Regions from separate parts of the Homo sapiens genome. Here region 2 is linked to region 1. A link is a contact called in ENCODE Hi-C or POLR2A ChIA-PET data. All regions are on one chromosome and are shown on one strand. Each heading gives the region's core, a stretch centred on a gene start or an enhancer-like site at or near the end of the contact. The rest is flanking DNA. Distances are from core to core; before and after follow the strand shown.

Evidence for each region. A loop is a pair of places that touch in the nucleus more often than their neighbours do. ChIA-PET counts read pairs that join two places held with the same protein, here RNA polymerase II (POLR2A). Pooled maps may share reads with other maps.
Region 2: a map of HepG2 shows a loop between it and region 1 (16-fold over the local background). The contact joins the promoter of MPND here to the promoter of CACTIN in region 1. A Hi-C loop is called at or near these places in 1 of 168 maps with a recorded cell type or tissue (HepG2), 1 of 37 single-sample maps with no recorded cell type and 7 of 50 pooled maps. POLR2A ChIA-PET finds 5 or more read pairs at or near these places in 2 of 52 experiments (GM12878 and activated T-cell).

What each region holds. Positions count from the first base shown.
Region 1 is chr19:3,624,047-3,630,447 of GRCh38, forward strand. It overlaps CACTIN (cactin, spliceosome C complex subunit), which reads right to left and starts at 2,744. Exons shown (of 10, transcript NM_001080543.2): 1 at 2,550-2,744; 2 at 1-116. The coding sequence starts at 2,716. PIP5K1C (phosphatidylinositol-4-phosphate 5-kinase type 1 gamma) reads right to left here. Exons shown (of 18, transcript NM_012398.3): 18 at 6,137-6,401. RefSeq lists enhancers at 1-406, 1,133-1,694, 1,695-2,256, 2,257-2,818, 2,708-3,077 and 1 more.
Region 2 is chr19:4,339,188-4,344,959 of GRCh38, forward strand. It overlaps MPND (MPN domain containing), which reads left to right and starts at 4,375. Exons shown (of 13, transcript NM_001300862.2): 1 at 4,375-4,413; 2 at 4,521-4,807. The coding sequence starts at 4,407. RefSeq lists enhancers at 3,287-3,406, 3,427-4,158 and a silencer at 4,227-4,516.

The DNA.
Region 1 (6,401 bases), core at 1,494-3,993:
ACTGCTCCTCTCCTGAGTCCGACTGAGAGGACCCATCTCTTGAGTGCCACTTGGGCCGCGGGGGGCTCCGGCTTCGCATCCCTGAGCGCTGCCACCGCTCTTCCTCTGAATCTGACCTGCGGAGAGGACCATGGATGCCTGCTCAGTGCCTGCAGCTGTCATCTGCTCCACAGATGCTTACTGGGTGCCCGTGGGGGAGCAGGCACTGTTCTAGGTTCTGGGGACACAGCAGTGACCCAAATACCGATGGCTTCTGCCTTCCTGGGCTCACCCTCTGGTGGGCCCCAACAAGGAAGACATCAACAAATAAACACACCACGCAACACTAGGCAGAGGCAGAAGCCACAAAGAGTAGCAATGCCGAGCACAGGGGCTGGGGCTGCAGGGCCGAGGTCAGAGAGGGGCTCTCTCAGGAGCTGACACTGAGCCAAGGTCTGGAGGGAGTGGGGAGGCAGCGATGGGTGGATTCGGAGGGAGAGTGCTCGAGGCAGAGCAAGAGCGAGGGCCTAGAGGCAGGCACTGACCTGCCACATTCTAAGAACAACAAGGAGGCTGTATGGCTGAGACAGAGTGTGGGGGAGAGGGAGGAGGCGCGGGCAGGGAGGTGGCTGGGGCTGGTGGCGCAGGAATTATAAGGGTACGAACCAGGGGACCCGAACACATTTAGGCTGTCAAGGGAGGGCTTCCTAGATGGAAGTGGTATTTGAACTAGTCCCACAGGATGGACAGGAGTTAACAGAGTAGAGCGCAGGGAATGGAAGATGCACAACCTCAGGGGTGGTTCAGGGGCCTTTAATTTTATTTATTAGAGACAAGGTCTACTAGACACAGAGTCTACTAGAGACAAGGTCTATATTTTTATTTATTAGAGACAGAGTCTCCCTCTGTCACACAGGCTGGAGTGCATGATCAGAGCTCACTGCAGCCTTGACCTCCTGGGCTCAAGCCATCCTCTCGCCTCAGCCTCCTGAGTAGCGGGGACTACAGGCACACACCACCACGCCCAGGTAACTCTTTACATTTTTTTGTACAGAGGGGTCTTGCTATGTTGCCCAGGCTGGTCTTGAACTCCTGGGCTCAGGCAAGCCTCCTGTCTCAGCCTCCCAAAGTGTTGGGATTACAGATGTGAGCCACTGCGCTCAGTCACGTTTAGGGGTCTTTGTACACAGAGAACTGCCAAATATTTTGTTAAATGCTCTACCCATTAAGCTCATGTCAAAAAAATCTAAACTATGTTGAAACCAATCATTGCAGAGCCCTTAAATATTGGCCACAAGTTCAACTGAATTTTCGTGAACATTAATTCTAATTACATATCTAGAGTGGCAAATTATTGTGAATAATTCCAATACCAGAAAATGGTAGGCGAAAAAACACAAAGATGACATTAACAAGACTTATGGGCAGGCGCGGTGGCTCACGCCTGTAATCCCAGCACTTTGGGAGGCCGAGGCGGGCAGATCACTTGAGGCCAGGAGTTCAAGACCTGCCTGGCCAATATGGAGAAATCCCAGCTCTACGAAAAAATTCAAAAATTAGCTGGGTGTGGCAACAAGCACCTGTAACCCCAGCTACCGGGGAGGCTGAGGCTGAAGAATCGCTTGAACCCAGGAGGCAGAGGTAACAGCCGAGATCGTGCCACTGCACCCCAGCCTGGGCGACAGAGCAAGACTCCGTCTCAAAAACAAACAAACAAAAAAACCAACAACCGATGAGTGAACTTGGCCCAGAGCGGGGCAAGACTGGCCTGAGTGTCAGCCACGAAGGGGCTGAGCCAGCACTGGGGCCCCGGTCTGGGAATCAGTCCCTGTCCCCATTTTGGTTTCTCTGTACTGGAGCCGGCTCAAGGCAAATCCGACCAAGTGCCCCATCTCCAGAAGAAAAGGACCATGGGGAAGCTGAGATTCAGGCACTAGGAATCAGCTGTGAGTCCTGCCAGCTGACACCGAGTCTTTTTCCCTCCCACAGCCCACCTCCATTAGCAAATGTTGTCTCCTCTACTTCCAGAATCCCTCTGAAATCTACGCACTTTGCCCGCTGTGGTTGACTACAGCCTCCCTCCCATCGAGACTGCCATCATCTACTGTCTGGACAATTGTGCCGTCCTACTCTGATGCCGCTCCTGCCTACCCCGCTCCATCCCTTCTCCACCTCAAAGCCAGAAAGTATGCAGAGTTAAGTCAGTCCACGTCACTCCCCTACCCAAACTCCTCTCAAGACTCTCCATTTCCCTCCGACTAATAGCCAAGATCTAATGTGCTGAGCACACAGGGCTCGATATGATATGATCTGATCTCTCGTTACCTCCCCGCCGCCTCGCTCACCCGGCTCCGGGCTGTCCCTCCAACCGCCCGGTCCCCTGCCTGGAACGCCTCTCGCCTTCCTTCCGCTGCCAGGTTAATTCCAACCGGTGGTCAATTGTCCCCTTCTCTAGGAAGCCCTCCCCGAGTAAGTCGGGGGTTTCCCGGTTCCCCGGGATCTCCAACCCTCGGTCGGGCGCTCCTGAGGTAGGAGCCGGATCCCCAGCGCTGCTCCCGCAGCGACCCCACCTGCGCTCCCGGCTCCGCCGCCTCCGTCTGCGCCGTCCCTCGTCCTCCCGGCGCCGTCGGTTTCGCCGCCCATGGCTCCTGCTCCGACTTCGGCTCCCGCTCTGACTCTGCCGCCTTCGGCCCCGGCGACCCGCGGACCGCGAGCGCGAGCGTGTGTCCCGACCCATCGGCTGGGCCAGTGGCCGCGGCACCAACACCAATAGCCGAAGCCTGCGCTGGGGGCCTTCCTCGCCCACGGCGCTCTCCAGGCTGCCCCGTTTGCGCCTGAGCCGGGAAAGAGCAACCCATCCCGTCGCCCCAGCCCGCAAGGACTCCGACACCCCAGACTTTCCACTACGTCTGCAAATGTGGACCGCGTGATTGACTCCAGTGGGATTGTTGCCTCCAGGGTGGCGGAGTCTCCTTTCAGGCAGTGCTGGAGGCAGCCCTAGGCGGGTCCCCACGCCTCAGGGGGCCTGAGAAACTGTGGGCGGGGCAAGGGCAAACTAGGAACCTTGTGCAGGGAGGGGCCTGCCGAGGCGAGACCAATAAGAAGCGGGTCTAGGTCGGAAGTAGCGCTTCATTGGCGTGGCCAGGGGCGTGGCCGAGGAGAGGCGTGTCCGGGGAGCGAGGTCCCCGAAAGGCGAGGAACCGGGAAGGTGTTAGGTGCCAGGCAGCTCCAGAGGGCAGAGGGCGGGCGCGGGGACAGAAACTGAAAAGCCTTCTTATGAGAGTCATCGTTATGCTCCACCACCTGCCAATGAACACCTATGTATTTTGGGAGTTAAGCTTTAAAAAAAAACAAAAACTTTGATAACTCCCTGTATTCCCCCATCAACCCATTTTAGAGACGGGGAAACTGAGGCTCAGAGAGGGAAAGTCACTCTTAACACTTGCCTTCTCAACCCAGGCTGCCCAGCTTTGTGGTGTGGGTGCTGGGGACCCGTGGGAGGGTTGTGAGCAGGGTTTGGGGGACTTGCTGTTGAAACAAGTTTGGCGTGGGAGGACGGACTTCAGGGGCAAGGCTGGAGGCCAGAGACCTAGAAGACGCTGATGTCCCATCCTGAGCTCCCCTAGCCCATGGTGGCTGCTACCACCACCCCGTGCAGTTCTAACCACTCGGGGCTGGGAAGGCCTGTTTATGGAGGATGATAGTAATTTAAGCTAACTTTTAAAATATTTATCTTGGCCGGGCACGGTGGCTCACGCCTGTAACCCCAGCACTTTGAGAGGCCGAGGCGGGCGGATCACCTGAGGTCGGGAGTTCAAGACCAGCCTGGCCAATATGGTGAAACCCTATCTCTACTAAATAATACAAAAATTAGCCGGGTGTGGTGGCATGCACCTGTGATCCCAGCTACTTGGGAGGTTGAGGCAGGGAGAATTGCTTGAACCTGGGAGGCGGAGGTCGCAGTGAGCCGAGATCGTGCCACTGCGCTATGGCCTCGGCGATAGAGCAAGACTCCGTCTCAAAAAAAAAAAGAAAATTAAAATGTTTATCTTGAGTGGGGTGCAGTGGCTCATGCCTGTAATCCCAACACTTTGGGAGGCCGTGGCAGGTGGATCTTGAGGTCAGGAGTTCGAGACCAGCCTGTCCAACATGGCGAAACCCCGTCTCTACTAAAAATACAAAAATTAGCTGGGCATGGTGGCATGCTTGTAATTCCAGCTACTCGGGAGGCTGAGGCAGAAGAATCGCTTGAACCCAGGAGGCAGAGGTTCCTGTGAGTTGAGATCGCATCATTGCACTCCAACCTGGGCGACAGAGCAAGTCCCCGTCTCAAATAAATAAATAAATAAATAAATAAATAAATAAAACGTTTATCTTGGAATACAACTTCATAACATCCCCGTAAACGCTGGCTTTGTATGCTTTGCTTGGTGTTAAGGCAAGGATGGAACCTTACAGAGGAAGAAGAGACCATCTCCTGCCGCTCTAGATGATGACCTTGCCGGTCCTGAGATGTGGGTTGTCATGCTGATGGGATGGCCCAAAACAAAGCGAAGGCCTGACCCTGTGCTTCCCAAAATTCAGATGCATCCTTGCAGCACATTAAGAGATCACTTGCATGGGCCGGGCGCGGTGGCTCAGTCCTGTAATCCCAGCACTTTGAGAGGCCAAGGTGGGTGGATCACCTGAGTTCAGGAGTTCGAGACCAGCCTTGTCAACATGGTGAAACCCCACCTCTACTAAAAATACAAAATTTAGCCGGGTGTAGTGCCAGGCACCTGTAGTCCCAGCTACTCAGGAGGCCGAGGAAGAATTGCTTGAACCTGGGAGGCGGAGGTTGCAGTGAGCTGAGATCGTACCATTGCATTCCAGCCTGGGTGACAGAGCGAGACTCCATCTCAAAAAAAAAAAACAAAAAAACAAAAAACAAACTTAAAACAACGAGATCACCTCCATGTTCAGTTTATAAAACAGCTGTGCTGAAACGTTCCAACGGCTCCCTTACAGACAGGATCTTACTTTTTTTTTTTTTTTTTTTTTGAGACATTTTCTTGCTCTGTCGCCCAGGCTGGAGTGCAGGGGCATGATCTCAGCTCACTGCAAACTCTGCCTCCCAGGTTGGAGCAATTCTCTGGCCTCAGCCTCCCGAGTAGCTGGGATTACAGGTGTGAGCCATCACGCCTGGCCAGGATCTTGTTTTCAATGTAGTTTCTCAACCTGGGAGTCCAAGATAAATGTGTTCCCTTCAAGGGGTCCAAACGTGACTGAATTGGAACCGCTCTAGCAGAACAAATACAAACTTTGGGGGGCTGCAAAGATGTTGGAAACAATAAAATGTTTTCTGAGCTGAACTGGGACCTGAAGAAGGTTCACAGCTGGTAAGGTGTTTGGGTCCTATTACTGGTATCAGCATCAATCTCACAAAGGTTTCTCTCTTCTCTAAGATTCAAAGTCAGTCCTCAGGCCAGGCACGGTGGCTTACGCCTGTAATCTCAGCACTTTGGGATGAGGCGGGTGGGTCCTTTGAGGTCAGGAGTTTGAGACCAGCCTGGCCAATGTGGTGAAACCCCGTCTCTACTAAAAATACAAAAAAATTAGCCAGGTGTGGTGGCGGGCGCCTGTGGTCCCAGCTACTCGGGAGGCTGAGGCAGGAGAATGGCTTGAACCCGGGAGGCAGAGGTTGCAGTGAGCTGAGATCACTCCACTGCGCTCCAGCCTGGGCAACAGAACGAGACTCCATCTCAAAAAAAAAAAAAACAAAACACAGGCTGGGTGCGGTGGCTCACACCTGTAATCCCAGCACTTTGGGAGGCCGAGGTGGGCGGATCACGAGGTCAGGAGATCGAGACCATCCTGGCTAACATGGTGAAACCCTGCCTCTACTAAAAATAAAAAATTAGCTGGGCGTGGTGGCGGGCGCCTGTAGTCCCAGCTACTCAGGAGGCTGAGGCAGGAGAATGGTGTGAACCCAGGAGACGGAGCTTGCAGTGAGCTGAGATTGCGCCACTGCACTCCAGCCTGGGTGGAGAGCGAGACTCCATCTCTTAAAAAGAAAACAAACAAACAAACAAAAACAGAAAACAAAAAACACAGAACAAAGTCACTCCTCAGACTCCCAACCAGACCTCCGGAACCCACAGAAAGGCAAACAGGCGGATGCTTATTACCCGATTTATTAGAGAGATCTCTAAAAAGACGGGGTGTGGCGGGGGTAGGTGGGCGAGGAACCTGGGATGCAAACCAGTGTTTGGGGCCAGGAGTGGCTGTATGGTTTCAGAGGCGCCCACCACTCTGGGTTTGAGGGACACAGCACCCTCGTCTCGGCGCTTTGGATTGTCACGCACCAGACCACGGGGCGGAGGAATGGAGTGGCATCCCTGGGGGGAGTTAAGACACACGAGGTTTGCAGTTTCATTTTGTTT
Region 2 (5,772 bases), core at 3,125-5,624, 720 kb after region 1:
CAGTCTCCTGACTAGCGTGGATTGCAGGTGACCGCCACCACGCCTGGCTAATTTTTGTATTTGTAGTAGAGACGAGGTTTCCCCATGTTGGCCCAGGCTGGTCTCGAACTCCTGACCCCAAGTTTTCTGCCCGCCTCAGCCTCCCAAAGTGCTGAGATTACAGGCATGAGCCACCACACCTGGCCCTTTCTCTTACTTTGATGGACCCTAATGATTACATTGGGCCCACCTGGATAATCCACGCTACTCTCCCTATTTTAAAGTCAGCTGACTAGCAACTTTAATTTCATCTGCAATTTTTCTTTTTTAGACGGTGTCTCATTCTGTTGTCGATGCTGGAGTGCAGTGGCACGATCATAGTTCACTGCAGCCCTGACCTCCCAATCTCAAGCGGTCCTCCTGCCTCAGCCACCCGAAGAGCTGGGACTATAGGTGGGCACCACCACACCCAGCTAATTTATTTTCCTTTTTTAAGGATGAGTTCTCACTATGTTGCCTAGGCTGGAGTACAGTGGGGCGATCATGACTCACTGTAGCCTCGACCTTACAGGCTCAAGTGATCCTCCAGCCTCAGCCTCCAGAGTAGGTGGTACTACAGTTGCATGCCACCACACCTGGCTAATTTTTTTTTTTCTTTTTTTTGAGACAGACTCTCGCTCTGTAGCCCAGGCTGGAGTGCAGTGGCGTGATCTCGGCTCACTGCAAGCTCCGCCTCCCAGGTTCATGCCATTCGCCTGGCTCAGCCTCCCAAGTAGCTGGGATTACAGGTGCCTGCCACCACGCCCAGCTAATTTTTACACTTACTAGAGACAGGTTCTTGCTATGTTGCCCAGGCTGGTCTTTTTTTTTTTTTTTTTTTGAGACAGAGTCTTACTCTGTCACCCAGGCTGGAGTGCAGTGGAGCGATCTCGGCTTACTGCAACCTCTGCCTCCCAGGTTCAAGCAATTCTCCTGCCTCAGCCTCCCGAGTAGCTGGGATTATAGGCACGTGCCACCATGCCCAGCTAATTTGTTTGTATTTTTATTTTAGTAGAGATGGAGTTTCACTGTGTTAGCCAGGATGGTCTTAATCTCCTGACCTTGTGATCCACCTGCCTCGACCTCCCAAAGTGCTGGGATTACAGGCATAAGCCACCGTGCCCGGCCCTCAGGCTAGTCTTGAACTCCTGGGTGCAAGTGATCCTCCAGTCTAGGCCTCCCAAAGTGCTGGGGTTACAGGTGTGTGCCACTGTGCCTGGCGTCTATCTTTAATCTTCAAATCCCTTTGCCACGTATCCTAACGTATTCACAGATTCTGGGAATTAGGGCGTGGATATCTTTAAGAGACCATTATTCTGCCTACCACAGCCTGTTTAATATGGTGGACAATTGATTAATTTTGAATACTGAATCAGTCTTGGGTCCCTGGAGTAAACCCCACTTGTCATGGTGTATAATTCACTTTATATATTGTTAAATTCTACTTTGTAATATTTTGTTAAGGATTTTTGCACGTCTTCATGAGGGATATGGGGTGTAGCTTGCTTTCTTTGTACCGTCTTTATCTGGTTTTGGTATCAGGGTCATAGTTCCATAAAATGAACAGGGAAGTGTCCCCTTCAATTTTCTGGAAGAGATGATGTGAAATTGGTGTTAATTCTTCTTTGAACCTTTGGCAGAATTCCTTAGTGAAACCATCTGGGTCTGGAGATTGCTTTTTTGGGAGTTTTTAAATTACAAATTCAATTTCCTTAGTAGTTACCAGGGCTAGACTTTGTATACATAGCAGAACAGGTGTTCTAGAAATCACAGAAAGGCCGTGGGACTGTGGCAATGTGTTCATCCACTGAACTGTCTGATAAAGTTGATAGTATCAGCTATACTAAGTAAGGTCAGAGAGTTGATTTTTGTTTCGTTTTTTTGTTTGTTTGTTTTTTCAGACAGGGTTTTGCTCCTTTTGCCCAGGCTGGAGTGCAGTGGCATGATTTCGGCTCACTGCAACCTCCGCCTCCCGGGTTCAAGCGATTTTCCTGCCTCAGCCTCTGGAGTAGCTGGGATTACAGGTGCCTGCCACCACCCCCGGCTAATTTTTTTGTTTTTATTAGAGATGGGGTTTCACCATGTTGGTCAGGCTGGTCTTCAGCTTCTGACCTCAAGTGATCCCAAAGTGCTGGGATTACAGGCGTGAGCCACTGTGCCCAGCCAGGGTGGTTAGTTTTTATTGTATTTGTCTAAGGCAATGTGGAGCGACAGAAGGATTTACAGCATGAGAGGAGGGCAGGGTGCGGTGGCTCACGCCTGTAATCCAAACACTTTGGGAGCCCAAGTGGGAAGATTGCTTAAGGCCAGGACTTGGAGACCAGCATGGGCAACATAGTGAGATCCCCTTCTTTTACAAGAAAATTAAAAATTAGCCAGGCATGCTGGTCACGCCTGTTGTCTCAGCTACTCTGGAGGCTGAGGCAAGAGGATCATTTGAGTCCAGGAGGCCAAGGCTGCAGTGAGCCATGATTACACCAATGCACTCCAGCCTGGGAGATAGAGCAAGGCCCTGTCTCGAAAAGAAAAGAAAATAGGCTGGGCGCAGTGGCTCACACCTGTAATCCCAGCACTTTGGGAGGCTGAGGCAGGTGGATCACCTGAGGTTGGGAGTTCGAGACCAGCCTGGCAAACATGGTGAAACCCCTTCTCTACTAAAAATACAAAAATTAGCTGGGTGTGGTGATGTGCATCTGCAGTCCCAGCTAATTGGGAGGCTGAGGCAGGAGAATCGCTTGAACCTGGTAGGCAGAGGTTGTAGCGAGCCAAGATCTTGCCACTACACTCCGGCCTGGGTGACAGAGCGAGACTCCGTCTCAAAAAAAAAAAAAAAAAAAAAAAAAAAAAAAGAAAAAAGAAAAGAAAAGAAAACAAAATAATAATATGGGAGGGAGGTGGTAATAGGTGCATTTTAGAAAGAGCCCTCTGGGGCAATGGTGGAAGACCGACAGGGTGGGGCATGAGTTTGGAGGCCTGAGACTCACTGCGATGGCCAGGATTTGGGTGCAAGAGGCTGGAGGTGTGGCTCAGGGTTTTGGAAGGCAGGGGACGGAAAAAAAGCCAAAGAGAAAGTGCGTAAGGAGTTGGGGAAATAAACTGAGGCCGGTTTGGGCTATGCTGAGTCTGCAGGCCTTGGGGATGCCCGTTGTTGGCTGGACAGTCAGGGTGGGGCCCCTAAAGGGTGCCTGGGCTGGACAACAATAGTTCACATGTACCCAGCTCTTGCTCTATGTCAAGTCTTCTTCCTGAGAACATTCCCGAGCACCCTGGAGAGCCTCCCCCGCACCCCTACTGTCCAGTTCCCACTTCCCGACTGCGGTCTGGGCAAAGCCACCCGCACTTGAGCCCATCCCACGGCGTCCCGGAGCTTTAGGAAGTCCCCATCCCGGACTTTCAACCCTGCCAGGGACTGAGGGAAATCCCAGAGCCTGGGCTCCGGGACGAAGGTCCCAGGACAGGGTCGGGGATGTAGTTGCAGAAACAGGGTAGGGGACAAAGGCCGGGGCTGCACTGATCAGGCGCGCAACGAGCCCGGCCCTGCCTCCTGCTCCGCCCAAGGGTATGGAGGGCCGGACTCGGCTGGCCTTATACCCGGAGCTGATTGGCTGGTGAGTCCAGTCCCTGCCTCTGATGGTTTGCGCTCATAACTAAGGGTTTCTACTGATTGGTTTACATGGACGTCTGCCCATTGGTCAAATCCGAGTTGGTGTAATCAGATAGTTGACACGGATTGGTTGGTGCGGGAATCCAGTAGCTTGCTATCGATTGGTTGAGGGTGAAATAAATGGGACTCTTATCATTGGCTGGCGGGCTCCGCAACGGTCCAATCATGGAATCAGTCGAGGGCCGCCCGGGAGGGTGGGAGTTAATTCTTTAGCGACTGAGGCCGGCTTGGGCTCTTTGGCTCCACCTGTGTCTGCGCGAGGCTGTTCCCTATTGGAGTCCGCATTGTTCCCCTGGACCTGAGTTTCTCCCCTGGTCCTAAAGGCCGAGGCCTCTGAGTTCCTCAAGTGCGGTGACCGCAGGTCTCACCTTCTCCTCTCCTTGCAGCAGGCTGAGCCACTCGCGCACCCGCCCCAGGCTTCCACCTTGCAACCTCTATCCCTGGACAGCGAGGCCTCAGTTTCCCCATTCGCACCAATGAGCTCCCGGTCAACACCCCGTCACGCCTCAGTTTCCCGAATGTTCCCAGAGGGCTGAGTTCCCGATCTCTCTCCCGCGTGGGCATCCCCGAGGCCTCAGTTTCTCCGCCCACCCCAGCGCGCCGAGCCCTTCCCCCGACCCCGGCGACGGCCAATGGTTGGGGCGCCCCTCCCCTCCCCGGGGCGGGGCCGCGTGACGTGCCGGGAAGCCGGAGTCTAGAGCTCCGGGCGCGGGGAGGCGCGGCCATGGCAGGTACGGCGGGCCCAGCGGGGCGGAGGCGCGGGGCGCGGGGCTGCAGGGGCGCGGGGCTGCAGAGCCGTGGGGCGAGCGGCCTCCCTGCAGCCTCTCGCTGTCCGCAGCTCCGGAGCCGCTGTCCCCGGCGGGCGGTGCGGGCGAGGAGGCGCCGGAGGAGGACGAGGACGAAGCGGAGGCCGAGGACCCTGAGCGGCCGAATGCGGGAGCGGGCGGTGGACGCAGTGGCGGCGGCGGCAGTAGCGTCAGCGGAGGAGGCGGCGGCGGCGGGGCCGGGGCGGGGGGCTGCGGCGGGCCCGGGGGCGCGCTCACCAGGCGCGCGGTCACACTGCGGGTGCTCCTCAAAGACGCGCTGCTGGAGCCTGGCGCCGGGGTGCTGTCCATCTACTACCTGGTGAGCACCCCGCCTCCCTCGTCCCATCGCGGCTCGGGCAGGAAGGGGAAACTGAGGCCTGGAGTTCCCTTGCTGCAGGACAAGCTTCAGTGTAGGGAGGGGACACTGAGGCCCGGAGCTCCCTTGCTGAGAGACGAGCCCCGGTGTGGCGAGGGGAAACTGAGGCCCGGGGCTCCGTTGACTGCAGGAAGAGCTCCAGTGTGAGGAGGGGAAACTGAGGCTCGGAGCTCTCTTGGCTGCAGGAAGAGCCCCGACATGAAGAGGGGAGACTGAGGCCCGGAGCTCCCTTGGCGGCAGGAAGAGCCCCGGTGTGAGGAAGGGAGACTGAGGCCTGGAGAGCTCCCTTGCTTTAGGACAAGCCCCAGTGTGGGGAGGGGAAACTGAGGCCCAGAGCTCCTTTCCTGCAGGAGGAGCTCCCGTGGAGGGGACACTGAGGCCCGGAGCTCTTTTTACGGGACAAGCCCCATGTGGAGAGAGGAATCTGAGGCACAGATGGGTCCTTCTGGTGGGGAGGACGTAGATTACCAAACACCCCATCCCACAAAGGAGAAGCTGAGGCTCAGAGAGGAGCCACCACCCGCGCAGGGTCAGATGGGCAACACCCCGGCCTTCCTGTGGTTTCCCAGCCGTGAAATGGAATATTTCCCCACCATGGGAAAATTAGGGGATGGTTAAATGAATAAAGCCCTCAGCAGGCGCCTGCCACATGGTAAGCACTTTATCTGTGGTAGGTATTAGTACTTTTTTTTTTTTTTTTTTTTTGAGACAGAGTCTCGCTTTTTTGCCCAGGCTGGAATGCAGTTGCTCGATCTCGGCTCACTGCAACCTCTGCCTCCCGGTTCAAGCGATTTTCTGCCTCAGCCTCCCGAGTAGCTGGGACTACAGGTATGCGCCACCACGCCTGGCTAATTTTTTTTTTTTGCAGTTTTAGTAGAGACGGGGTTTCACTATATTGGCCAGGCTGG